Linked DNA regions of Homo sapiens: region 1 is linked to region 2. A link is an interaction called in ENCODE POLR2A ChIA-PET data of the cell type or tissue named here. Cell type or tissue: Panc1. All regions are shown on one strand. Links, peaks and the distances in the headings refer to the core of each region. The heading gives the core; the rest is flanking DNA. Region 1 overlaps RBM15-AS1 (RBM15 antisense RNA 1). Region 2 overlaps LINC01768 (long intergenic non-protein coding RNA 1768).

What was found. ChIA-PET counts read pairs that join two places held together with the same protein. Peaks named below come from ENCODE experiments on the same cell type or tissue, not always from the same donor. Only the 100,000 strongest peaks of a DNase experiment are listed, where the experiment ranks them.
Region 1: POLR2A ChIA-PET joins it to region 2 with 16 read pairs; 1 of 35 experiments calls an interaction of 5 or more read pairs at or near these places.

Annotation. Positions count from the first base shown.
Region 1 is chr1:110,289,677-110,301,112 of GRCh38, reverse strand. RBM15-AS1 (RBM15 antisense RNA 1) reads left to right here. Exons shown (of 4, transcript NR_036595.1): 3 at 8,606-8,726. Among named protein-coding and RNA genes, the nearest start is that of RBM15-AS1, 44 kb to the left of the region's middle. RefSeq lists a silencer at 6,414-6,572. In Panc1, for the core only: no CTCF peak of the experiment used is centred there; a DNase peak (open chromatin) is centred at 8,472; H3K27ac peaks cover 225 bases.
Region 2 is chr1:109,888,777-109,904,470 of GRCh38, reverse strand. The region is part of intron 4 of LINC01768 (long intergenic non-protein coding RNA 1768); the gene reads right to left. Among named protein-coding and RNA genes, the nearest start is that of CSF1, 14 kb to the left of the region's middle. RefSeq lists an enhancer at 13,930-14,224 and a cis regulatory region at 14,910-15,334. In Panc1, for the core only: no CTCF peak of the experiment used is centred there; a DNase peak (open chromatin) is centred at 2,602; H3K27ac peaks cover 3,670 bases.

The DNA.
Region 1 (11,436 bases), core at 6,015-11,014, 390 kb before region 2:
ATGTGGTTCTATATAATGAAGATTAACCATATTAATATTCATCTTTAAAATTAAAAGCAGTAAAAGTTAAAGCTGGTGTTAAAAGAACTATGTCCAAAGCTTAGTTCCAGGAGTTACTGGTGTAGCAAATATCTTTGCTGTCTGTCTCTCATTTTCTTCCTTTGGAACCCAGGGGGAAATTGCCACCTATTTCCCAAGGCTGTTACAAGAAGTAAATTGACCTAGAATATGCTAAGCAGCTACAGCAGTGCCTGGCTGTTGGCAGACACTCAATGAGTATAGCTGAATGAGATTCTTTGTAGCTTATAATCTAACAATGACACATATTAACATGTTGCAGATATACTGATTTTTAACAACTGAGCATAATACAGGTGAAAATATTAGTGCTTGTTTTTTTATCATTGTGTTTTAACAATCAGGTGATAAGACCTGAGGGCAAGGCAGGATCCCCGCACAATAACCTAGATAAGAGCACAGACTCTGAGCCACACAGCCTTGGTCAAATCCACTTACCAGCTTTAGGCCCTGAGGAAAGTCACTTAGCCTCTCTATGCCTGTTCCTTCATCTGTAGAATGATGGGGTGGTTGTGAGGATTATGAGAGTTAATGTATGCAAAGCATTTAGAACAGTGACTGGTATACAGTAAGTGCTATGGAAGCATCCCCTTCCCCTACCTGCTGTCTTTCTGATCCCTTCAGATACTTATAAATGCCAAGAAGAGGTTTGGATAACATTCCATGCTTTGGGTTTTGTTTTGGTTTGTTTTTTGTTTGTTTTGTTTTGTTTTTGCTTGTTTTGTTTTTTGTTTTTTGAGACAGAGTTTCACTCTTGTTGCCCAGGCTGGAGTGCAATGGCGCAATCTCTGCTCACCGCAACCTCCACCTCCTGGATTCAAGTGATTCTCCTGCCTCAGCCTCCTGAGTAGCTGGGATTACAGGCGTGCACCACCACACCCGGCTAATTTTGTATTTTTAGTAGAGGCAGGGTTTCACCATGTTGGTCAGGCTGGTCTTGAACTCCTGACCTCAGGTGATCCCCCTGCCTCAGCCTCCCAAAGTGCTGGGTATACAGGCGTGAGCCACTGTGCCCAGCACTTTGGTATTTTTGTGTTGCACGTTTTATCTCCCCTATGATATCTAAGCAACTCGAGGGCATGATTCTATCTGATTTTGCCTACACAGGGCTCACCTAAAATAAATGCTCAAAAACTGTGGAATCCATGAAGAAACCAATGAACATCCTGGGGGGTCCAGCTCTGAGGGGCACCCAGGGCTGTGTGTTCCCCCACCCCATGGCTAAGCTCCTTCACTGCTCTGAGCTCCCACATTTCCTGGCTGCAGAAGTCCCAAGAAGAGTATGTGTGCTCTGAAGAGGCCAACAGAGGCTGTAGCAGTCCAGCTGCTGCTCCCCACAACCCTTTGGCCAGTCCATTTACACTTAAGACCACAGATTTCGCCTGAGAGGCTGACAGACTAAGGGCTCAAAAGCACCTGGGCATTATGATGTAAGGAAAAGCCCCCTCCTTCCTGGCCCCCATCTGAAAGTCCACCATCTTTTTCTAGGCACCCTCTGGGGCACACTAAACCATTAGCTAAGAGACTTTCTGCAGCTCAGGGTAGGAAAAGGTGATCTGAGCCCTAAGGAACTAGGATGGGGAGGAGGGAAAGAGGCCAGCTTCTGGGGCCTTGGGAAGAGGAATTTTTGTCTCTCTTCTCCAGGACCCTGGCAGTTAGGGTCTGGCTCACAGAATATCAGAGGGAAAGGAGCCTCAGAAATTCTCAGTCCCCAAGCCTCCTAGGGAAGTGACCGGCAATGGCAGACAATGCTGTTCTCACATCTGTTCCAGGCTCATTCCTCACTCCTGTCTTCCCACACTCTCCCTAAACACTTGTGTTGATGTTCAACATATGAGCCATCCTTCCGGGAGGCCACGTGGCACGGCTGCCCAAGCTTGAGCTTTGGGAACAATCAGACCTGATTTCAAATGTGGACTCTGCCAATTACTGTCTATGTGATGCTGGCCAAGTTCCTCAACCTCCCTGAGCTTTAACTTCCAGTATTACTAATGTTACTATTTCAATTTGGCTAATTTCAAATATTGCCAAAATTGATGTGAGCTAATTATGTTAAGTCTCCACAATGCCTAGCACATAGTAAGTGTTCAGCAAATTATGATTGGGGCATACAGTGTCAAGTCTAGACATACTGTACACTCCCCCTTTTCCTCTGTTTTTATCTAACTGAAAGCCAGTCAGTCTCAACATGGCATCAGGCAGCCCAGGATGAGGGTGAGAAAGCTGGAGGGCAGGCCATCCTCTTGTTTGGGCAACCTGATAGAGGAAGGCCAAAGAGTTACAGGCTGAGTTTTCAACTGCACCTCATGTCTGGATGCATGTGCAAAGGCATTTGCCAAGCAGGCTGAGCCATTCTTATGCCATGAACCCATCCCCTCTGAATTAGCTGTCTCCCCTGGTCCCATTCCCTACTTGCTTTTCTCCAGCAAAGACTCTGGGGGTCTGAGTAGAAGGGTTGGATGCTTGATTGGGGAAAGATACACAAGAAACATCATAAGACTTATAATAGTAATGATCAATAACAACAAACTTTTGAGGGCCAACTCTATGCCTGGCACATTGTGTGCCCATGACTTCACTTCATTATCAACAACCCTAAAAAAGAGGTGCTTTTATTATCCCCATCTTATAGATGAAGAAACTGAGGCTCAGAGAGATCCAAAAACTTGTGCAAGATTGCATGGTTCATAAGGAGGGAAATAGGATTTGAAATTAGTCTAATTCCAGGGCTTACCTACCATAAGCCCAATACCTTAGTAGGTGCCTTACATCATTTCTAATCCTCACAACAATGTTATGAGTTGGGTAGTCCCTTTTTACCATTAAGAAAACAAAGTTGGAGAGGATACATAACCTGCCCCTGGTCATGCAGTTAAGTGACTTGTGGAAAGTCATGCAGCTGGTAGCTGTGGAGCCAGGGTCTGAATCCAAAGTTTGTGTGTTTCTTCCATTCCACTCTACTCCAGTGCCTCCAGTCCAGCAGAGCTTGGAAGGGGGGCTCAGAAGGGAAGGAAAAACAATCCTTATAAGAACCTTGTACATGGTCGGCACTTTCCCATAAGGTGTCTCATTTAATCCTCACAACTACTCCATCAACAGGGTATACTTAGCCCCAAGAAGAAAACCCAGGCTCAGAGAGTAAAGTGACTTGCCCAAGATCACACAGTTAGTAAGCAGGAAACTCAGGATTCATACTGACTACTGGTTTCCAAGGACTTGTTATTTCTACTGGGGTGCACCTTCTACAACACCCCATCTGCTGGTTTTGCAGTTTTGCTTTGCTCCCAGTCCAAGATCCATTTTCTGCCTGCTCCATGCTCCAGGAGACAAATCTCTGTGCATAGTATCACAGGGCTCTCCTGTCTTCTGTCTTCCAGTTTGGGTTAGATTAACAGGAAGCTTTGGCAGGAGATCAAAGGCAGGAGACAGGTCAGGATGTTTCTTCTGCTCCCTCCTTCCCTGCCTTGCTTTAATTCTACGACTACAACTCCTTCTGGGCAGCCCCCTTGCATGGCTCCAACACTTTCTGGGTCCTGAGGACTCCATTCTTCCATGCATCTCCTCAGGTTGAGAGTAGGAAGAGCTTCCTGTTGTTGCTGGTCCCTACCTGTCTCAGCATTCCTTGTTGATTCCCTTAACCTTGCCGTACTTCTGCAAATGGTTCCCTCATGCAATTACCTTCATAATCCCAGTTGAGGATCCTTCTGTTTCCTGCTGGGACCTGACCAAGCCTCCTAATGTTCATCTGAGGCCGCTCCTTTTGGAGCTACTTGGAAGGAAGGCCAATGGCTTCTTTGCTGATCAAACAGGTTCAGGTCTTTCCCAAACTAATTAGCAGATAGACAGGACAGTGGCCAGGGACTGGAGGCTGGCTCTTGATGCTGTCCCTGCCTCCGTCCATCTGGAATTACAGTTTGGAGCAGCTCAGCCTCTCCAAGTCCAATGCCCTATCTTTTTTTTTTGTTTTTTTCCAATTGATGCAACTCAGTAATTTTTATTGCAACTGGAAGACAATGCATCACAGAAACTTTATGGTGGGTCTGTGGAAGAGTGTTATTTACAAGAAATGATGAAATAGTTTGTCTTTGGCAATATGATTACATACAAAGAATGCAAAATGCAGGTATGGATGCCTTCCAAGCAACACCATCAAGTCCCTAGAGTTCGGCTGATGGCACCTGCCTCCACGTTTTTTCTTTAGGTTCACACGATCATAACTGAACATCACGTTCTTTCTCCTTTATGGTTCTCCCTTTCTATTCATGATATTGGCAGTTTCACAAAGAAAATACAGAAAAAAAATTGGCTTTTGAAAAATTATTACTCTCATAAATTAATTTGGCCGTGTAGGTCTATTGGCCAGCCAAGGTCAGACGACCCTAAGCATCAACAGTAAACCTCTTGGTCTTCTGATTGCTTTATCACTTTTTTTTTCTGTAAAACAAAACAAAACTGGGAAATGTTACAGAATCAGAGTATTAAAAAATATACAAGTGTATATGCTTCCCAGACACACATGGATACATTTTTCCTCCACATTTTCACCATGGCAGTATAAAGTAGTGAGTGTGAATGACACAGCATGAAACTGGTTACTGAATCAGCTATGAGCTCAGATGGCCTCAACATACATACTTAAGAAATGTTGCATGTTTAAATAACTGAGAGTGTGCTAAATCTCATCCAAAAAAAAGGAGGAGAGGGGCTGGGGAACTCAGGCCACAGTCATGAAAGGATGAATACAATTTCTAGGTTTAACAGGTTCACCATATTGAAGTCTTTGATAATCCAATATGGAATATCAATTATTTTGCAAAAGGTAGAGAAAGCAGTTCTCAACTTTTGCAAATGAAATACAATGGAAAAACACTGTTGTATATATTCCAAATAAATAGTCTTGATTTCATCACTAACAAAACAACAGGAAGGGTACTCGTGAGCATCTCACAGTTAAGTCAGAAATGATCATTCACACAGGTCTGATTTCAGAAGTACAACAGCAAGATGCAGCACCATAGACACATCGGTTTCGGCTGTTAAAAGATGGATCATTTTAAAAACTGCGTTTTCCTTACTTAATTTTTGGTCAGTGAAGCTAGCAGTTGTTTGCTGAACTGTGGAAGAACTGCAAGGTCACACACATTATTCATGATAAAGCAACTGAGCTGACATGTCTGTGCTTAATTCAGAATAACCATTAGTGGGAGGCTGAGGCAGGAGAATGGCGTTAACCCGGGAGGCAGAGCTTTCAGTGAGCTGAGATTGCGCCACTGCACTCCAGCCTGGGCGACAGAGAGAGAGAAAAAAAAAAATAGAATAACCAGTAGGAGAGAGAGAAAATACAAGGAGTTAACGACCATCGCCGGTGCTCTCTCAAAGGAAGAGGGGTTAACAGATGAATTTACAAAGGTATGCAGATCTATACAGAACACTGAATGCCATGTGTAAATCCTCATGAAACTCCAGAAACGGGAACACCACACAATGTATATACTTTGATTTACACATTCCGTTACAAAGGAAAAAAAGACACCATTACAACTTTGTAACTGTGTTAACTGCAATATAAACCAAGTCCAGAGTTTGGCAGGTAACTAAAAGAGGGTTATCACCTAGGTTATATGGCGAAAGTGTTGATGTATATTACATATAGTAGCATAATTAATAAAAAAGTATTATTTAAATTAGATCACAGTGCTGCATTATGTGCATAACAGTGTTTGATATAGTATTGGTGGGCTGGGACCTGCAACACTAAGGACTTAACTGTCAACACTGGGAAGTCATAATCAAGAGGAAACACAGAGTTCCATGTTTTCTTTTGGTGGCAAAAAAAATCCTGAAGATTAAAGAAAAGTACTTCTCTACAGAAACATAAAAATCAGTTGCAACATCTGGGCAGCTGTGATCCACCAGAAAGAAACGAGTCCCAACCTGAATTAAAGGGAAAGAGAAATCACATGGAATTTAATCCAATCTCATCTAGAAAAGCTTCCCATTGGTCGGGCGCGGTGGCTCACGCCTTTAATCCCAGCACTTTCGGAGGCCGAGGCGGGCGGATCACGAGGTCAGGAAATCGAGACCATCCTGGCTAACAAGGTGAAACCCTGTCTCTACTAAAAATACAAAAAATTAGCTGGGCGTGGTGGCGGGCGCCTGTAGTCCCAGCTACTCAGGAGGCTGAGGCAGGAGAATGGCGTGAACTCGGGGAGCGGAGCTTGCAGTGAGCCGAGATCACACCACTGCACTCCAGCCTGGGAGACAGAGCGAGACTCTGTATAAAAAAAAAAAAAAAGAAAAGAAAAAAAAAGAAAAGCTTCCCATAAATTGGAGTCACTTGTACGTAACTCCAATTCCTTCTCCAGGAGCCCTTCTAGGAGAGGTGCAAGGCCCCCCACACAGTGGAATGAGTGGAACCTGCGTCAGTAGCCCTTGGCCGGGGCAGTCCTGGCGTGGTGCAGGACTCGGAGCTGGGCACAGAAGGCGTCCACCTGGTTCTCACTCTACAGAGCCCACTACCTGATGCTGTCCCTCAGGCAGGAGCCTCCTTCAACACAACGGCCCCTCCCAGAAGTCTCTGTGGTAGTAACTGCTGTGGCCAGCGAGCACCAGACACATTGAATGCCTCTGCAAAACAAAACAAAACTCCATTCTTGGGAAAGGCCTCTGGCACATTCCTTCTTAAAAACTCCCAAGATTGAGACCTGCCACAATCGTTTTGGCCATGGTTTTCTCCAACCACCAGTGATATGGGTTTGGTTCATTTTAGTTTCAGATAGCTGGCTTCACCAAAGAACTCTTGAAAGAATACTGATTAGAGAGGAGCAGGGAAGTAGGAGCTTGTGGTATATTATAAAGCTGGGAAAAATCTATGATGCAAACCCTTTCCACATAGCACTAGATAAAGGTAAAAGACAATTATAATAGAATAAAAATAACTGTCTATGTGTATATCATTTAAGAAAAAAAGAGTGACTGTCTCTTTCTCTTAAATGTGTCCGAGGGCCAACAGCAAGTAATCGTAGATGTCGTGGTGTTGATGTGTTCACGGTTGGTTTCCAAAGCATCTTTAAATATTGCTACAGTTCCCCGTTTCCCCCTCCCCCCTGCCTCGTGTGAGTATGTGAGATACTGAATGACACATGAACTGCCACTTCTCCCAGCAGGAGAAATGAAAGCAAAAACACCACACCTCTTAGTGGTGTTCAGGTGATCTGTCAGACTAATGGATACATATGCTAGTTTGGAAGCTGAAAGAACACCTGACGTTTGGGAAGGAATTCCAAGACTCAGGTGAATGGCACTTAAGCAAAATATTCTTTCACAAATAGGCTTGTGCTTAAATTATCTACTGCTCTTGGAGAAGAGAATAAGAATAAGAGAGGGTGCCTCCTGCCCCTTAGCTTGTTAAGGACGCGGACAACCTCATTCTGCAATGAATTCACTACAAACAGCCACATACACATCGATACTTTTTGTTTTTGTTTTCAACAATCAAAATACAAAGTTAAACACAATTGAGCCATTGTTTTGGTTATGCATAATGTGCATGCCTCCAAAAACAGAAGAAAAATAGGAAGAAGTACCCTCACTAAAGGTTCCCTGACAAGTCTTCCGGCAGATCCAATGAAGGGAGACTCAGGAAAATCACAATTAGAAAGCCACCCAATGAGGTATTTATGCAAAAAGAGTGGTTCTGGAGTTAAGAACACACTTTTATATTTCTCTGTTTCTCAAAGAGATCAGAAAAGTAAATCACATAAATTGCATTTTATTATTTTTTAAAAGAGCCTCTGCCTCTTTAGAAAAATGAAATGAGGGGAGACAGCCCACAGTGGGGATTTAAATTGGAAGAAGTCCTCGGCCAGAAACAGTCCCGAATGTTTAACCTCTGCCTTTCAGGAGAGAGGTCTGAATTTTATCATGTGGGGGGTGGGATGAAGGTGGGGGACTGAGCTGGAGGTCTTTAGGCTTGGTCAGGTGACAACACAAATCAAGGTGTCGCTCAGGCTCCACAGCTGTGGATGGCTTTCAGGGTGTCAGATGTCTGGGAAGATGGAGGGAACATAGCACTGCAAAGATACTTTATTCCCATCTACACCCTGAACAAATATGCTGGAAGTATTCAGTTTCAGGTCATGAATTCGACCTGCTGTAGAGGAGTAGGTTTTTTCAGGTTCTGTCATCAGCAACCCACCAATGCCCCATCTTTAATAGGTGAGGTTCCAATAAAGGTTCTGTCTGCTCCCTTCCAGCCCTGACAGCCCAGGCCTATAAGCTGACACCCAGAGAAGGTAAAGAACTTGCTGTCCCTGCACAGTGAGGCAATGGTGTGAGTACTTGAACTTCTGCATCTTAAATCAGTTACTGCTTCTCTGCTTTACCCTGGAGTGTTTCCTTTACAGCTCAATAAATATTTCATCAGTGGTGACTCAGTATAATCACCATCCCCCATGCCATCCCAGGCAGCTTACAACCTAGAGACTGTCACTGCTCTTTGACATATTCTGTCACTTTGCCTCCCCAGGTCACCATCCTCTCACTCGCCTCTGACTTTTCGCACAGGAGAGAGCTGGTCGAATAGTACAATTCCCCGATGTGAATGGGGAGAAGCTGGGGAAAGGAAGAATGATCTTCAGGCAGTAAGGGTAAGAGGAGCCACTTTTCCCATCTGAGTAAATACCGAGAGAAGATGAATGTGAGGCTCTTGGAGATTAGCTGTCTGCTGGGAGAGAAACACCTTCATTGATTAAATACAAAATCTGTTCTGGAAAACATGGTCGTTGGAATAGTTCTTAGCAGATCCTTGCACCGGGCTTGTAAAAGCTAAACAGCCTTCTGCTCCCAACCTATCCCTCCCACTTGGGGGATTTGGAGAAAGGGCTAGGGAGAGAGAGAGGAAGAAGTGGTGCCCAGGATGCCACAGGGAGAGGAGAATGAGCTAAAGGTAGAGAGTGTGAGGATATGGTCAGAGGGTTATGCCCCTGACAGTCTTGGGCTGGCAAATGCAAGGACCTTTGGGGGACAGTGCAGGGGCTGACGAGGCAGGCTTGAGGATGCTCTGGTCACGTGGATACTAGGGCCAGAGTCCTCTTGGCTCAGGCACTGTGTAAGGAAAGAAATGTAACTTCCTTATTGCCTGTCCACTCTCCCTCAAAACAAACACTCTTTTCTGTTTAAATAGTAGGAGACCACCCTCTCCGCAGGAGATAGCTAAAAAAGAAAAAATAAATATATAATAGGAGACAATATCTTGAGAAGGTGGAAATGAGACCCTCCCCCGCCCCAGGGGAAAGTGATAGGAAAGCTCAGCTAGAAAGCTCCCGAGAGAAAGTGATAGAAAACAGCCTGGACCAGGGCCAGAGAGGAGCAGGAGGAGAGAAGATCCATCAGTGTTCGTGTCCTAGTGGGAAAGGAGGAATGTACTGACAGCTGGGATGTGATGGCAGACTGGTCTAAGGGTAGGGCCTGCGGGGAGAAGCTGCTAGCAGAGGGCATATGGGGTGAAGGGAATAGGGGGAGCAGAGCTTCAGGTAAAGGAGGAAGAGGTACTGTTTCTCCATTTCCCTCTGGGCTTTTGCTATTTAATTGAGTAATTCCTGGCCCCAGGGCAACTCTGAGAATTTCTCTGGCTTGCAGTAGAGTTGTCACTTTATTACCTTCAGATTCTGTTTGGAGTTTTTCCTTCTGAATTTCCTCAAATGGCCCAGCTTTGCCTTGCCATTTTGGTGGGTTTTATTTTCTCTGCCATCTAATGTCCCAGGGGTCTCCAGACAAGCACACCTTTCTGAAAGCCTCTGGGGGGTGCCTTTCTCTGAAAGCCTGGGCCAGGCCTGGGAAGACTCACCCACAGGCTGAGATTTGAGACCTTGTCCCCCACCCCTATGACCTTCCTAAAACACAAAACTCCCAGGCAGTGTCTGAAATGCCTCGACATGAAGGGAGCTAATAGTAATTTCTCAGAAGAACATAGGCTCTTCTTTAGTCCTTGGATTTAAAGCGCAGATTCCAAGGAGGATAAATTGTCTTGCCAGGCTGGGTAAATCTGTTGTCAGGCAGCTTTTCTCCACTAAAAAAGAGATTAATCTGATTACACCTATAGTCACCTGGAACTGTTCCATCTCTGAAATCTTTTTTTTTTTTTTTTTACAACTTCTTGTCCAACAGACACCTCTAAAATCTTAATTTTAAATATACCACCCTCAGGATATAAATCTGTTCATTCAGCTTTTCCCCAAACCTGTCATTCTTCCTCAAGACCTTCAGCCCTAGACCTCTCTGAGTCTACCAGTTCCTCCTGATGTCCCTTCCTTTCCTGCCTGGGTCCCTACTCAATGGTTGACCATTTGACCTAACCTTCACCAGCCCCTTGTATTCTGACTCTGTGTTAGTTTTCTGGGGCTGCCATAACAAAGTACCACAAGTTCAAGGGCTTAAAACAATGGGAAATGTATTCTCTCATAGTTCCAGAAGCCAAAAGTCCAAAATGAAGGTGTTGGTGGGGCCATGCTCTCTGTGACGGCACTGGGGGAGAACTCTTCCTTACCTGTTCCCGCTGCTGGTGGCTCCTGGCCTTCCTTGGCTTGTGGCAGCACAGCTCCAATCTCTGCTTCCTTCTTCACATGGCCTTCCTCCCTGTGTGTCTGTGTCCTTTCCTGTCTCTTATAATGACACCTATCATTGGATTTAGGACCCACCCTAATTCAGTATGATCTCATTTCACATCTGCAAAGACCCTGTTTCCAAATGAGGTCACATTTCAAGGTTCTGGGTAGACATGAATTTTGGGGAGACACTATTCAACCCGCTGTAGCCCCATTTTTCCTTCTATTGCGTTCCAAATTCCCCAAGCTTAGCTCAGGCCCACAGTTGGGCATCTATCTTCCTTTTGGCCTTGGGGCAGCTGAGCTCTGTTCTTGGCTCCTCCTGCTCTTTGCTGGTTTCAGTGCTTCTCAGCAAGAGTGCCTCCTACAGCCTCTTCTTTCTTTTCCCTCGGGAAGTAGCACCCCAGAGATGGCTGAGGTCTGGGGCAGGAACTCCTCCAAATTCAAACCTTAAGGCCAGGCACAGTGGCTCATACCTATAATCCCAGCAATTTGGGAGGCCAAGGCAGGAGGATCCCTTGAGCCCAGGAGTTTGAGACCAGCCTGAGTGACATGGTGAAACCCCATCTCTACAAAGAATACAAAAATTAGCTGGGCATGGTGGCTAATTTTTGTATTCTTGGCGCACCTGTGGTCCCAGCTAGTCAGGAGGCTGAGGTGTGAGGATTGCTTGAGCCAGGAGGCAGAGGTTGCAGTGAGCCAAGATCGTGTCACTGCACCCCAGCCTGGGCAACAGAGTGAGACCCTGTCTCAA
Region 2 (15,694 bases), core at 1-5,000:
CTCTGGGGCTGTTAGGTGAGAATTCTCCCTGTCAGTGTCCAGCTGTTTGCTAGAAGCGATGATCCAGTCCTTGCCAAGGTGTAGAAGGAATGCAGGATTTGGCTTCAGCTCAGATCTTTTTTGGATATACCATTTACCAACAGGGACCTTTGGCAAGTTGTTTGAATCCTCCAAGCCTCAGTTCTCTTCTCTGTAAAATGGGAATTATCATAATTTTGGCCTCCCATGAGTAGTGACAGAATCAAATTAGAAATTTACTGGAAAATGCTCTGTAATCTTAGAAGACTCATGTGATGTTGGCTATCATTAGTAAAGGACTTTGGGGTTGAAATCAGATCTACATTCAGATCTCAGATCCGCTACTTTCTAGCTTTGTGACCTGGGGCAGTGTGGAAGTTTTATGATCCTCAATTTCCTCATCTACTAAGTGGAAGTCATACTACCTGTCTCAGAGTGTTACAAGAAGTCAACATAGTATATAACCAGGCCCATGTTGCAGAGTGGGTGCCCAGTGACTACTAGCTACAATTATTCATAGAAGTAATAGGAACGATATGACCAGAAGGAGCTCACCATAGAAAGCAAACCAGGTTCACATGCATCTTATTTTCCACAGCTATAGCCCCCCATGCTGTACTCACTCAATAAATATTTGCTGATTGATTGAGGATAATTGATCCTGGACTCCTGTGCCAACATTCCTTGAAAAGCTGGGAACTGCCTGGCCCTGGGCCTTTCCTAACAGAGATGGAACAGCCTGGCATAGAGTCTCTCTCCCCTTCTTTCACCCCTGATTAGGTCAGATATTTGCTTCCCTTAAAGCTCATAAAGTGCTATTTCATTAAATTGTGTCTTCAGTTATGCAAAAACAGGGTCATGCCAAGGCTATTTTACTGCAAAGAAAGCAGAGAACCATAGAAGATATATTTTTAGAACATGACAATAGAAGTCATACTCCAGTTCTGCCTTGAATTAAAAGAAAATCATTGAGCACACGCCTAATTCTTTAAGCCAGCTTAAAAGAAGAATCTTCCTAGAGCTGAGTTTGGAGGAAACCAGACTATGGGTTCATGTCTTCTTGGACACTCCATGCCCCTAAGCAATTTCACCCCTTTTTGCAGGTGGGAGCCAGGACTCAAGAGGAAAATTGAGCGTATGCCTCTGGAATCACTAGCACTTCTCCCTACATTCCTTAATTTGCTTACTTAATGAACATCTATTGAGCACCTACCTAGGCACTAGGGCTAAAGTTATTAACTAGGACCATGTTTTACTCCCAGGAAGCTCACAGTCTCATGGGAGGAGGAGACCCTTGAGCTGCATTGAGAGCAAAAGTGCACGTGGCACAGAAGTAGGGAAGGAGCATTCATTCCAGAGAGAGGGAACAGCATGCACAAACTCAGGAGAGGCGAGGGCAGTGTAGTGGGTTCTGGGTAGTATAATTACTCAGGAATGATTGGAGCTGGGGAGGAAGACTAGAGGAAGTGAGAGACAGGCCAGACCAATCCCATTCATTGGGCATCTGTAGGTCATACACGTGACATTTGACTTTACATTGAGAACCACTGAGGATGCTAGGAGATGACAGGATTGGATCCATCCATTCAATGAATGTTTTCCAAGCATAGGGCACTGTCTGATGGGGTCCGTGAAGAGGCACATCTGGTGCTGCCTGGACTTGTCCTTAGGAAATGCAGCATCTCATTAGGAAGTGAGGGCTTGGGGGAGTGCCAGACACTTATACAGGTTTACCAGCGAAAGGGAAGGAGCCCACAGAGGGAGAAGCTAAGCAGATGGAGAGACAAGGCCACTGAAGGAGCAGGGTCCTGGGGATAGGCAGGGGTGAGATCAAGGATATGAGGAGAGGGTCTGTGGGGTCAGAGAAATGGATATTTTGCCTTTGAGGTCCAAGATGTGGGTTTGGCAGAAGGAACAGAGCTCAGGAGACTAAGTGCTGCAGAGGGAGAAATTTGGGTAATCAGTGGTGGATCCGGTGAAGAGCGAAGGCGGGACCAGGAAACAGTCATTGTCTCATTCAACAAACAAGACAAATGCTCACGGATCACCACATGGGGACCAGGGACAATTAGGAACCAGATTGCCATGGTTCCCACCCCCAGGAGCTCAAGGTCTCCTGCCATCCCTGCTTGCCCCTCCCATGTCTTCTTGTTGGAATCTCCTTGTACTCATCTTTAGGGCCCGTCTGAAATGTCCCCTCCTCGGGAAACATTCCCCCTTACTCTCAACAGGAATGCTTCCTCTCTCCTCTGGCCCCATGGTTCTTGGTCTCTGTGTCTCTCTTGTGTTTATGTACATTTCTTACCCTTCTTCTTACTGAACTATGAGAGTAGAGATAGCTTTTATCTCCCATGGAACCCATATATACTAGGTGCTCAATAAAGCTTTGTTGAATGGATGAATGCATGAGTGAATGAATGGATTTTACGAATCCAGATCATTCTCTCTGCTGGAAGTAACCTTTTCCCTCCCCTATTTCTAAGCTAAGCTCCACCCTTTCATCCCACTGTGGCCTGTCCCAGTGCTGACTGCTGTGTCACATGCTTGTCATGGGCCCTCTGCACTTGGGTGAGGTCATGGGTTCTGGCAGGATGCCATAGCTGCAGGTCAGAACTCACTCTGTCAATTTAACCCAGGTACTAGCAGAACTCGGGGTGCTTGTCTAGGCTCTCCAAAGGCTGCAGAGACCTGCATGCATACAGGATGCTGGGGCACCTGTCAGGCCTTCCTCGCTCTTGGTCTGACCTTGCTCTGCTCTAGCCCTCATGTGGCATAGCAGTCCTACCAGTGGGCATTGTCCTCCCTGCTGTGGCCTCACCTAGTGCTGACAGTGGCTCCACACACCCACAGAGTAAATGCTAGCACCCTTGACTGATGCCAGGGCCTTCTTCGTGTTGGTCCCCACCTTCTGCTTCCATCTTGTTTTCCATTATGCACCCCTACACCTGACAAAAATTCAATAGCCATGCCCTGGATAAATCTTTATTGAATGTTTTCTGTGTGCCTGGCTTAAGGTTACGTGCTGGGATTTCCAAAGTAGAAGACAGTCTACTGTCAGTGAGCTCACAGTCCAGTGGGCTGTAGGGGTGGGGCTGGAAGCAGGCAGTGACAGCACCCCATAGTTAGTGCTATCGGGGAGGAAGCCCAGGTTGCTCTGGGAGCCTTAAGGAGAAAGTCCAGGGTCAGGCTCAGTTTTCAGGGATGATGACAGGTGAGCCAAGACAAGGACAGAAGGGAGGGGCAGGGAAGGGGATCCCAGGCAGAGGGAGCAGCAAAGGCAAAGTGGGGAGGGGAGTCTGGCTTGGTGTGGTGAGTGTGAGTGGCAGAGGGTTGGAGGGGAAGAAGTCTGGCAAGGCTGGCAGAGGCAAAGCCACAGAAGGTGTCACTATGCCTCCATCCCCACCTGTGGAAATAAACCCCCTCAAGGCCCTCTCGGCTGCTCTCTTCACCAACGAGAGTTCTGTTTCCCTGACCCACATGGTCTCATCTTCCTCAGAATCTCAGTGGCACTTTACATCCCTCTCCTAACCCTTTTCCCTGTGCCAGCTTATTTGCAGCTTCCGTCTGTGCCTGCCCTACACACCTGTACCTGCCTAGAGTAGGGACATGGAGTTTCAATACCCTGCACAAATACTGAGTGAGGATCTAGGTCTTGGTACCGGAGCACAGTGGAGAGTGAGACAGGCGAATTGAAATACCTCAGTCCCCACCCAAATGACCCTGTCCCTCTTTCAGGCTCCCCAGTGAATCATCTGGAGATTGCTCCATAAGCAAGGAATCTATTCAAGAGGAGGACCATCATGTCATGCCCCTTATTGTGTGACTTTTGGCAAACTGTAGAACCTCTCTGATGGGGATAGAAGTAACTCCTCCCTCAGGGCCTTGTCATGAGCAAATGTGATGGCAAATGTGAAGTCTTGGTAAACTTTAGAGCAGCCTCCAAAGTCCAGAAGATTAGGAGTAGGGAAGCCTTTCCACTGCTCCTCACCAGCATACACTTTCCAGGACATGCCTCCACGGCGGAGCGTCTCAGACCAGGCCTCTGCACCAGGATGGGGCTGACCTGTTCAGCGCTCACTACACCTTCCAGCAGCTTGTCCCATCCTCCCATCCTCCTCGACACCTGCCCCCTTTTTTTTTTTTCATTTCTTATAAGTAAGAAGAAGCTTCTAGCACTTCTAGGCGGCCTCATGAGTAAAGCTGTGATTTTCAAGGCTGCAATTTTTCTTCTGATTCTAGAGGATTTACTTCTTGTCGTGTGTGTGTGTGTGTGTGTGTGTGTGTGTGTGTGTGTGTTTTAACCTCTGAGTTGGACTGCATCCAAATTTCAACATCAGAAGAATGGGAAGTTCTTGAACATGTTTAAACTGTGAAGCCCATAGAAGCCAGATCATTCTTTTGTGGAACTACAAAAAAAAAATTTCTTTTTTTTGAGATGGAGTTTCGCATGCAGTGGCACGATCTCAGCTCACTGCAACCTCCGCCTCTTGGGTTCAAGCAATTCTCCTGCCTCAGCCTCCTGAATTGCTGGGACTACAGGCTTTAGCCACCACGCCCAGCTAATTTTTGTACCTTTAGTAGAGATGGGGTTTCACAATGTTGGCCAGGCTGGTCTTGAACTCCTGACCTCAGGTGATCCACCTGCCTCGGACTCCCAAAGCGCTGGGTTTACAGGCATGAGCCACCTCACCCGTCATCTTTTTAAATAACAGTGTATTCAACCTTAAATTAACCTAAATTGTGTTAAATCAGAGACTACTGGATCCTTGTTCTTGCTATGGTTTTAACACATCCCCCAAAAGTTCATGTGTTGGAAACTTAATCCCCAATATGACCATGCTGGGAGGTGGGGCCTACTAAAAAGTGATTGGGCCATGATGGGAAGTCCTCATGGATGGATTAATGTTATCATGAAAGTGTGCTGTTATCCATTGAGTCTGGCCCCTGATGCTTCTCTCTCTGTGTCTCACATGCTTGCTTGCCCTTCTACTCTGTTATAACGCAGCAAGAAGGCCCTCACCAGATGCCATGCAGATGCTGGGGCCATGCCCTTGGACTTCCCTGCTTCCAGAACTGGGGAAATAAATTTATTTTCTTTATAAATTACCCAGTCTCGAGTATTCTGTTATAGCAGCAGAAAACAGACTAAGACAATTCTCATGTAGACAACTCATAGCAGGGGTCAAAGTTTAAGGAAAATGTTGAGACCTCAAGTCCTAAGTGGGGAATATTCTACACTCAATCTTCAGATTGGGAAGGTTGGGGGTGTTTATGTATGTTTATGGGTAGGACTCCGGCTCTAGGAAACAGAATTTGAGAGCTCTGGGTCCCAGAATCAGGCCAAGCCTCAAAAACAATAGCCCTGGGTCATCAGGGCTCTGCTGGACTTCCAGCTCTCCTTCCTGCTGTGCTGCTCCCATGATGACGTTGGCCAGCCTATCCCTCCCACCCCACCCACCACCTCCTGATCATTCTTAGAAAGGGAATGAAGCAGGTAACATTCTTAGAAAGGGAATGATTAGTAACATGGGCTGGAGCAAGACTGCCTGGATTCAACTCCAGCCTCTGTACTTACTAGCTATGCAACCTTGGACAAGCCTTCTGTGCCTCTGTGCTTCAGTTGCCTTATCTGTAAAATGGAGATAGTAACAGCACTGACCTTAATTGTACTGATGAGGATTAACTGAGTTACTACAGGGGTCTACAGATCTTTTCTGTAAAGGGCCAGATAGTAAATATTTTTAGAATCTGCCATTATTCATCCCATGTCTGACAAAAATCGGATAGCCATCCACGGGATAAATCTTTTTTTTTTTTAAGACAAAGTCTTGATCTCTTGCTCTGTCACCCAGGCTGGAGCATAGTGGCACGATCTTGGCTCACTGCAACCTCCGCCTCCCAGGTTCAAGTGATTCTCCCACCTCAGCCTCCCAGGTAGCTGGGACTACAGGCGCCCACCATCATGCCCGGCTAATTTTTGTATTTTTAGTAGAGATGGGGTTTCACCATTTTGGCCAGGCTGGTCTTGAACTCCTGACCTCAAGTGATCCACCCAACTCGACCTCCCAAAATGCTGGGATTACAGGTGTGAGCCACTGTGCCCGGCTGATAAATCTTTACTTAATATTTACTATGTGCCTGGCTCAAGGTTAAGTGCTGGGATTTCCAAAGTAGAAGATAGTCTACTGTCAATGAGCTCACAGTCCAGCAGAGCTGGAAGGGGTGAGTGAGCCTGGTAAGCAGCCAGTGATGGCATCCCATAGTTAGTGCTGCGGAGAAAGAAGCCCAGGTTGCTCTGGGAGCCTCCAAGAGAAGGTCCAGGATCAGGTGCAGCTTTCAGGCCGATGACAGGTGAGCCAAGGAAAAGAGAGAAGGGTGGGGCAGGGAAGGGGGTCCCAGGCAGAGGGAGCAGCAAAAGCAAAGTGGAGAGGGGAGACTGGCTCGGTGTGGTAAGTGTGAGTGGCAGAGTGTTGGAGGGGTAAGGAAAAGCTTCTAGCACTTCTAGGAGGCCTCAGGCTCTGTCACAACTACTCCACTCTGCCATTGTATCATGAAAGCGGCCATAGACAATATGTACATGATAGGCATGTGTTCCAATAAAATGTATTTATAAAAACAAGCAGGGAGCTGGATTTGCCCAGAGGCCTATAGCTCACTGGCCCATGAGTTAATATGTGAAATAAGTACTTGTCATGTAGTAACACTCAACCAATGTTAGCAATTATTATTCATCATGAATCAACTAAATATTTGAGCACCTACTCTGTGCCAGGCCCTGTTCTGAGTGCTGGGGATATAGCCATGAACAACACAGACAAGGTTCCTGCTCTCGGGGAGCTTCCATTCTAGATGGCAGAGACAAAAATAAACAAGGAAACGAGAGAAAATACCAGTTCGTGGTAAGTGCTGTCTTAAAACTAAAGCAGGGACTGTGATAGTGATGTCAGGGTGGAATACGTCACTGCGGTGGCCAGCAAAGGCCTCTTGGAGGATGTAACGTTTAAGCCAAGACTAGCATGATGAGAAGGAGCCAGCTCTGTGGCAACTGCAAGAACAGAAATCCAGGCAGGAAAAAGCAGCTCAGGCTCTTGCTTCTGCTTTTGCCCTTAGCCCAGCTGCAAACCAGAGGCAAGGGTCTGCAATGCTGGGAGGGCCAGGAGGGGAGGGGGACAGCAAAGAGAGGACAGAAAGGAACATCTCTTTGGATCTTGCAACTCTGGGTGCTGCAGAGGCTGTGGGAGGGGGTGTTTCTCCTCATCCTCTTGATCCTTAGCCCATCTCCCAGGATACAATCCTTTTCTTAACATCCCGGCCCTCAACCCAACACCCCTCTCTCCTTTCTCCTCCATTCCCCTCACCGATTGGCTGAAAGCCCTCAGCCTAGGCATGGCAACATCTCTGCTTCGCACATCTGTCTCTGAGTCCCAGGCTTGCTTGAGCCAGTTTACCCATTACTTAAAGCCGGTGGTGCCACCCAGCTGGTGAGTAGGACGATCTGTAGCTGCTTCCTCCTGTACAACGGGTGTTTGGAATTCCATACACAGAGAAAGAGGTGGGTTTCACTGGAGCCACTCCCGGACACAGGTTTGCTTCCGTTGTTCTCCAGTTCAATGTTTCCTAAGCTCTTTTCCGATTGAGAAAGCTTCTCTGTGCATGTAGTTTCTGGCCCCTGCAGATGCTGCAAGCCCCCTCTCTTTCCCGCTCTCCACCCACAATGTGCAGCCTTCTCTTATTAGTTGAACATTCTGGCTCACACAGAATTCTAGAGGATGGCCTAGCCTAGGAACCAGACTACACAGGTGATGTTGCTCCTCTACAGAGAACAAATCCTCAACTCCAACAGCTTCTGGAGCTGGAGCCAGCCTGCTGAGGTTCCTACCACGTTGGTTTCTCACTTGCAGCTTCTACACCTGAGGGACATGTTTCCTGACCTGGTCCCAGCCTCTAGTTATGCCCTTCTGGGTAGCGCTCTGTCCCTCCTTCAATTCTCACTTCCTTTAGACACCTTCCCAGACTGTGTCCCCAACTCGGATGCCCCCTGGTTCCAGCATGTCCCTCAGGATGCGAGCCTCAGCCCTGGTTCCAGGATCTCCCTCCGGATGCGAGCCTCAGAACCAGCTCTGACTGGTGTGTCCTTCTCACCCCAACGTGCCAGGCATAGGGGTCTGAAATGGCACCTCCTCTCTCTGTGTCCCTCACATCTCGGCTGGCTGTGAGAGGGTTTCCAGGGCTACCAGACTCACCAGCGACTGGTGCTGTCAGGCTGGCTGTCATGTGGCATGGTGGATCCCACAGGCGGGTGGGCAGCATGGGGTGGGGTCGGTGTGTCCTCCAGCCCATTTGGGAGGCCTCCACCGCCCCAACTCTTTGTTGTGCCGCGTTGCTATTTTGGTACCCAGGAAGCTGGCCGGAAAAGGGAAAGTCTGACCCCTCTTCCTGTCAACAATGACTTTCTGCTTAGAGCTGACCCTTCTGGGGTGAGTCACCAGGAAGGGCAATCTGCCTCTGCCGAGGGGAGGAGGAACACCAGGAGGGGAGGCTCACTGTCCAGGGTCACCGAGGCTTGTGGCTAGACCAGGGTCTTCCTGCTGAAGAAGGGGCTCAGAATAGTCTGCCTGCTGACCCCCAAAAGTGGAGGTGGCCTCCAAATCCCTCCCCTAACTCCTCCCTGTCCTGCAGTTTCACCTGCAGGTCACACCAGATTGATGTCCTTAAACACAGCTGTGACCATGTCACATCTTGATTATAATCTTCAGAGGCTCTTTGTTGCCTCCAGAATGAAGTCCAAATGCCCTCACTTGGCCCCAACCTCCTCTTCGACCTCCTCACCCCCTGCTCCTTCATGCCTTCTGCTCCACCAGGCTGGCCTCTTTTGCTCCTGCATGTGACACAGCACACACAGCCGTCTCCACACTTCTGCCTTCGCCATGCCCTTCTCCATCATCCCCCTCCTTGGAATGCCTTTTCCTTTCCAGATGCACCATTCCCATTTCCAATCCCACATCACCCTTCCATCTATCCAAAAAATATTTAATGAGCACCTTCTGTGTGCCGAGTCCAGTGCTATGAGCTGAAGTTTCCACCTCCAATGAGCTAGACAAGCACTCATGGGCCTGTCAGGCTTGCAGAAGGTACAGAGACATACTCAGGCACTTGCAATGTAGCACCTGGGAGGGACACCTCACCCACCTCGAGATCACAGAAGGTGGCTGGTGGAGGTCACACCCCTGCTGATTTCCTGGGGAGTGAGTAGGAGGTAGGTGGGTAAGGGAATAAGGGCTGGAAGCTGGCAGCAAAAATGTGTGGACCAGAGGAACCAGAAAGTAGGAAGACCTCAGTCAAGAGTCAGTGCATTCTAGGAACTGAAAGCTGGTCATAAAATTTGGAGTAGAAGGTGTGAGGTGGGTGGTGAGAAGAGGCGGGGAGTGGCCCAGTGGTCCCTCACAGTTTGGTCTTTATCGTAAGAGCCAGGAGAAGCCAGTGAATGGTTTATAGCAGAGGTTCACAGTGTGCAAATTTGCATCTTGGAAAGTCCAGAGTGACTGGAGTGGGGACCACAGATTGGAGGAGGGTGAGCTGCAGGTGGGGAGACTTTACATGGGAACGGTTTATACAGTCTGGGCCAAGGTCATGGTGGCGTGAGTCGTGTTCCCCCTTAGCCTCCAGCCACATTCGCCTTCTTTACATCTCATTTCCCACCTGGGGCCATTGCACTTGCTCTTTCCTCTGCCTGAAACACTGTGTCCCCTGACACTCACATGGCTTGTGCATCCAAATAATCCAAGTTTCTGTCTAGAGTGGACCCTGACCGCCATCACTCTCAATGTGCTTCCCTTGCTTTAATTTTCATCTTGGCATTTATCACTCCCCGACTGATATGTTGTAGGTTGTGCATGTGTTTCTCTATCTCCATCACTAGAATGAGACCTCCCTCAGGGGAGGGGTTTAGTCTGCCTGCTTTGCCTTCACTTTGGAGGTACCTGAGGCATGCCCAGTGTGGACATCTAGTAGACACTGGTGATGGGATGCAACCGGGAGCATCTGACTCACCAGGAAGCACCATAGCTGCACTTGTGGCAGGGAACGGGATGGTGGGGGTGACAGCAGAACTTCAGTCAGAGTGGGAAGAGAAGGGGCCTGGAAGAGAACCCGAGGTCTGCAACACCTCTGCCTCAGGTAGAGGAGAGGAACCCTCAGAGGAGGAAAGAAGGGATGGTCAGAGAGTGGACCTTATACAAGTGCTGCGCTTTGTGCCTCAGATGGGTGCTTTAGGTTGTGTGGTGCAGCACCGAGGTACCAGGGAGTGGAGATTCCTGACAGGAGGAGCGGACCAAGAACATTGCAAGCCTCAGAGAGCTGGAGGCTGCCAAAGCCCCCTGGGGTAGGCCACTGCAGCTTCCAGAGTGTGCAGACAGACTCCAGGCACAGTGGGGAGGAAAAGAGGAGTTTGGCTGAGGAGAGATGGAAGACGGGGAGCGCTGTGGTGAATAATGACCACAGCCTCTTTAACTGCTCTGCTGGCCCCGCTTTGCCAGCAAATTCTCCATGCAGAGTAATATTTTAAAAGCATAAATCAGATCATGTCACTCCCTTGTTCAAAACCATTACTTAGAATAAAATGCAAACTCCCTAAAGTGACAAACAAGGCCCTAGGGGACCTGGCCTTACCTTGTCCTCTGACTTCTTCTCCCCGGAACTGTGTCCTGCTCACTCCACTACTACCCCTCGACTCCTTGCTGGTCCCTAAGCAAGCTGCTCCCTGCCTCAGAGCACTGGCTGGTGCTGCTCACTCTTCCTGGAAGGCCCTCCTGGATATTGTCACCTGGCCCTCCCCTTCACCACATTCAAGCCTCTGTTCAAATGTCACCTCCTCAGAGAGGCTCTTGCTGAGCATCCTAAGATAGAACTCTCCACCCTTTGTCACTTTTCCTTATTTTTTGCGTGGAAGGCAATTATATTTATTATGTATTACATGTTTGTGTATTTGCTGGCTTCCTTCTTGTTCATCTTCCCCACTAAAGTGTGAGCTCCAGGAGGACAGGGGTTTTGTCTGCTTTGTTCACTCTACATTCTTAGCCCACAGAACAGCCCACAGAACAGCACATAGCACACACTGAGCACACAATAAATGTGCTGAATGGATGTTCGACTAATGAACAACAATCTCTAAAGCGAATTCGCAAGGAGTCTGACATGCAATGGCTCAGCACAACAGCTTTGCAAAGGGGCATCCCCATTTTACAGAGGAGCAAGCCTGGACTTGGAGTAGCTGAGTAACTTGGCCACAGGCAGAGCCCGAGCTTACTGGATTGTAGGCCGTGACCACAGACCAGCTCTTCTTACCCAACTGGGGGACCCTTTCAGAGAGGAACAATCTAGGCCCTCCCTCCACCTTCTCCTAGTTTCAGTAGGGAGATGAGAAGACAATGTGGGGAATAAAGAAGTCCAGCGAGGAGCGCTGGGAGGAGAGGAGGAGGAGGAGCCCCAAGGAGCCGGCTGCTGGAGGAGAGGGCGTCTGTCTTGGCTCCTTGCCGAGGCCTGAGGAGAGAGGCTGTCCTTTGAGTAAGAATTACATGCCCTACATCCCAAGCTAAAGGGCACCTTGGATCCCAAAGCCCACTTCTACCTTCAGGGGATGAGCAGAGATTTGCCTCAGGATGGGAGGGCCCTTCCTAAGGAAGCCCTGACCCTCTGGAAACTTCTCCCTCTCCACCTCCCCACCACCCACTGCAAGCTGCTGGGAATTCCCCACTTCCTGGTAGGAACTATAGAGCCCCAGGGGGAGTTTCCTCAGCCCTGGAATTCAGGACACTTTCCTGCTTTTATGATACTGTCTTCACCCTCTGCATACCAACCCCTCCCCAATACAAATTGGTGGCAAGTAGGTGGAGGAAGGAGGGTCCACTGGAGAACCCCCCCTTACCACCCAGCCCAGGAGCAAACAATTTCTCCCCAGGGCTCAGAAGCTGCCTGTGAGCTTCTTGTTTGGGGCTCACACTGAGTTCCCCCTGTCCTTTATTTGAGATGAGTGACTCGTGACACCACAACTGCTGAATCTACAGCCTCCAAAACCATGCTGGGGTCCAATCTCTAGCCCGGGCAGGAGGCATTCTGCTGGTGCATCTCAGTGTGCCCCCACGCTGTCCCGGTAAGTCACTCCAGCCTGGTCCCTGGAGTTCTTGGCCCTGTCTCTGCTTGCTGGAAGTGCCCCTTCCCTGTCCGTTTCCTGGCAGCGTGTAGGAAAGAATGATGGACAACAGGCCAAAGCTGGGAGGTCTTGTTCGGTCAGCCAGCCTCAGGGAGCCCAGCTGGGATGAGCATCAGCTTGCTGGCATCTGGGGTCTAGACAGCAGTCACATGAGTTGTGTGCACTTGTCTAGTCTGAGACACATCCCAGGCCAACTGTTTGCTCATGTGTCCCCAGAGCACCTGCTACTTCCGGGAAGCTCTCTTGTAACTCATTTCAGAAAACACCCAATCTGCCAAGGCTTCGCTACAAGGCACTGGAAGAGAGAAGAATAAAAGAATGGAGAAGACAGAGCTCCTGCCTTCCAGGAGTCTAGAGGCCCATCCTAACAATCATCACTGTGGTTTAAGATGTGCCAGCCTCTGGAATGAGGTGTGGGGACTCAGCGATAAGTAAAACATTTCTCTGAACTTCAGAAATTTAGATTGTAGCTGGGGAGAGAGACATATAAACTGGTAATTCTACTACATGGTGGAATTACCTGAAAAGCCAGGCAGCTCCTCCCTCCAGCCTCAGCTGAGATGTCATCTTCCCACAGGAAGTCTTCCCTGACCCTCGTCTGGGTAGACGTCCTTCAAGCATCACAGCATATACCACTAAGCTGTGCCATTGCCTGGCAGCCTAGCAGAAACTCCCATTCCCCCATCACCAAAACATGAACACTCTGAAGGCAGGGACTGGCCTTCTGTCTTTGTGTCCTCAGCGTCTCACACAACTAAACATATTTATAGATAAGTGTTACATGAACGATTTCTAAACAGTTGACTGCAATACAAGGCTGACAATATATGCTAAATAGAGATTTGACAACATGCTGGCTTTGTTGTAGAGAAAGGGCTGATTAATTTTGAACTATGAGGATAAAAAAGGCACCAAAGAGAAGGTGTGATTGCGGCTAAGCCCTATGGGATGCACAGGCTCTTGCCAGCCAGAGAAACAGGAGGAGAGCATGAGTCAGGAAAGTACATGCTTTGTTACAGCTAACATACAAAAGCCCACAGGGACTGGCGCATAGGACATGGAGGGAGGAGATGTAGGTGGTCAGGCGAGGAGGAGTCTTGGTATCGTGCTAAGCAAGGAGTGTCGTCTTTGTTCTGTAGACACAGAGACCCTCTGAGAAGTTTCCATGACAGGAGTCATCTAAACTGACCCGCATTTTGCAGAGGCTCTGCTGACGGCTGTGGGAAGGGTGTATTTTGGAGAGTTTATTTCTAGGAGTGTCCTCTCTTTGTCCTCTCTCCCCTGGAAGGGGGAGCTGGGGAAAGTTGGAGGGAAAGGGTGGAGCAGATAAATCAGTTAAGAAGCAATGTAATGTTAGGAGACTGGTGGCAATAACATGAATCAGAACAGGTACAGTGGGAATAAATAGAAAGAGGCAGAGTTGGTGACATGAGAGTGAGACTGAATTATCTACACAGAGTGGCTGGGAGGACATGAGAGAGGAGCAGGCTCCAGGAGTGGGGGAAGGGGAGGAGGCGTTCCATTCTGGGCTGCCATCAGCATGGGAGTAGAGGACGAATCTTAGATTTTCTCAATCCTGATTCATCTTGATAACAAGCTATGTGAGGACTTTGAGGAACCCATTTTGTTCAAAGCTTACACAAGTGACAAAATCTCTTCCTATTATGGAAACATCTCACAGAGCCCTCCCAGTTTTAACTACCACCATCCCACATACACCCACCACCATAGCAACCCACATGGTTGAGACACAGTGGGGTGTTGCCAGGAGAGGTAAGGTGTGGTGTGTACAGGGAGCCCCTGTCATCATCGGGATGACTTTATGTCCGTGAGAGTGGCAGCCCACACCCTAGCCTCTGAGCTGCTGGCTTTCCCCATCTCTGACAACCTTCTGTCCCACTGTGACTTGGCCACCCACTCCCATCACCACTCCCTAGACTTAGTCACCACCCAGAACTCCCTCACCTCTGAAATCACTAATCTTGATGGCCTTCTCTATACTCTCAGCTTCTCCACTCAATCACTTTGTCTACTCTTGACCTCTGACCCCATCAGGTACCCCGTCCATGGATCCCTCTGTTTTCTTTCAATCCAGCAGCCCCCTTTTTCCTGCATTCTCTTTTCTCACACCTGAGATGCACAGCTCAGAATTTTATTCATTCTCTCCTATAACATAAATTCCCCCTTGTTGCACCGCCTGCCAAAATTCCACCGGTGGATGAAGCAGCTGTCCTTTTCCTCTGAACTGCACTGGCATGACAGGTGATTCTGCAGGAGAAGGCCACAGTAGCAAGCTGGCCAGGTCCTCCAACACTGTGACCACCAAGCTTGGCTGGGTCCTCAGTGCTGCCTGCCATACATATTCTAGTCCTGGAAAAACCACCCTGGTAGACCGTATCCCTGTCCTCAAACTTTCCACATACTTACTTCCATCTGAATTCTCAGCAGATGTTATCTCCTACTCCTTTCAAAGATAAGACAGAAGCCAGCCAGGTGTGGTGGCTCATGCCTGTAATCCCAGCACTTTGGGAGGCTGAGGCAGGTGGATCACCTGAGGTCAAGAGTTCAAGACCAGCCTGACCAATATGGTGAAACCTTGTCTCTACTAAAAATACAAAAAAAAAATTATCTTGGGGTGGCGGCAGACGGCTGTAGTCCCAGCTACTTGGGGAGGCTGAGGCAGGAGAATCACTTGAACCCAGGAGGTGGAGGTTGTAGTCAGCCAAGATCGCGCCACTGCACTCCAGCCTGGGTGACAGAGGGAGACTCCATCTCAAAAAAAAAAAAAAGACAGAAGCCTTGAGGCAGTGAGTCTTCAGCCATCCTGCAGCTTCTCTTATCTACCGGCTGCACAGGTCCTCTCCACTTTGCCTCCTGGTTTAATGGAAGGCATACACTCTTCTATCTAATTTGCCCTCTTAGCTTCTGGATCCCAACCCTTGCTGCCATCTCAGGGACCTTGCCTATCCCCTCTTTTCCTTTATCTTCAGCTTCTCCCTCTTTACTCTCAGCTCCCCATCATTTAAACACATTCAAGTCTCTAATGTGAAATCGGGCCCTCCCTTGATTCTATCTCTTCCTCCAATGATTACCCTCTTCTTCCTAGGAAAACATCTCAAACACTTTCCATTTACGCCTCAACTCACTGTGATAGATTTTTCCTCCCTCACAAAATATAAATAAACTGCACCCAAACTACTAATGACCTTCTCCATACATTCAGTGAACAGTTTTAGCCCTCGCATGTTTGATTTTTCCACTGAGGGTCACTTCTTCTTTCTCCTACCCTTGGCTTCCATTACACTTTCCTGTTTGTCCTCCTCTACCCAAACCCTAAATATTGGACTTACTGTGACTGCCCTAGACCTGTCTCCTCTGTTTATTGCCCCTAAGCCACCCCCTGCACTCCTAATGCTTCAAGTGCTGCTCTAGGCTGGAAACTATGGAGGACACCTCTCTTCTAGACCC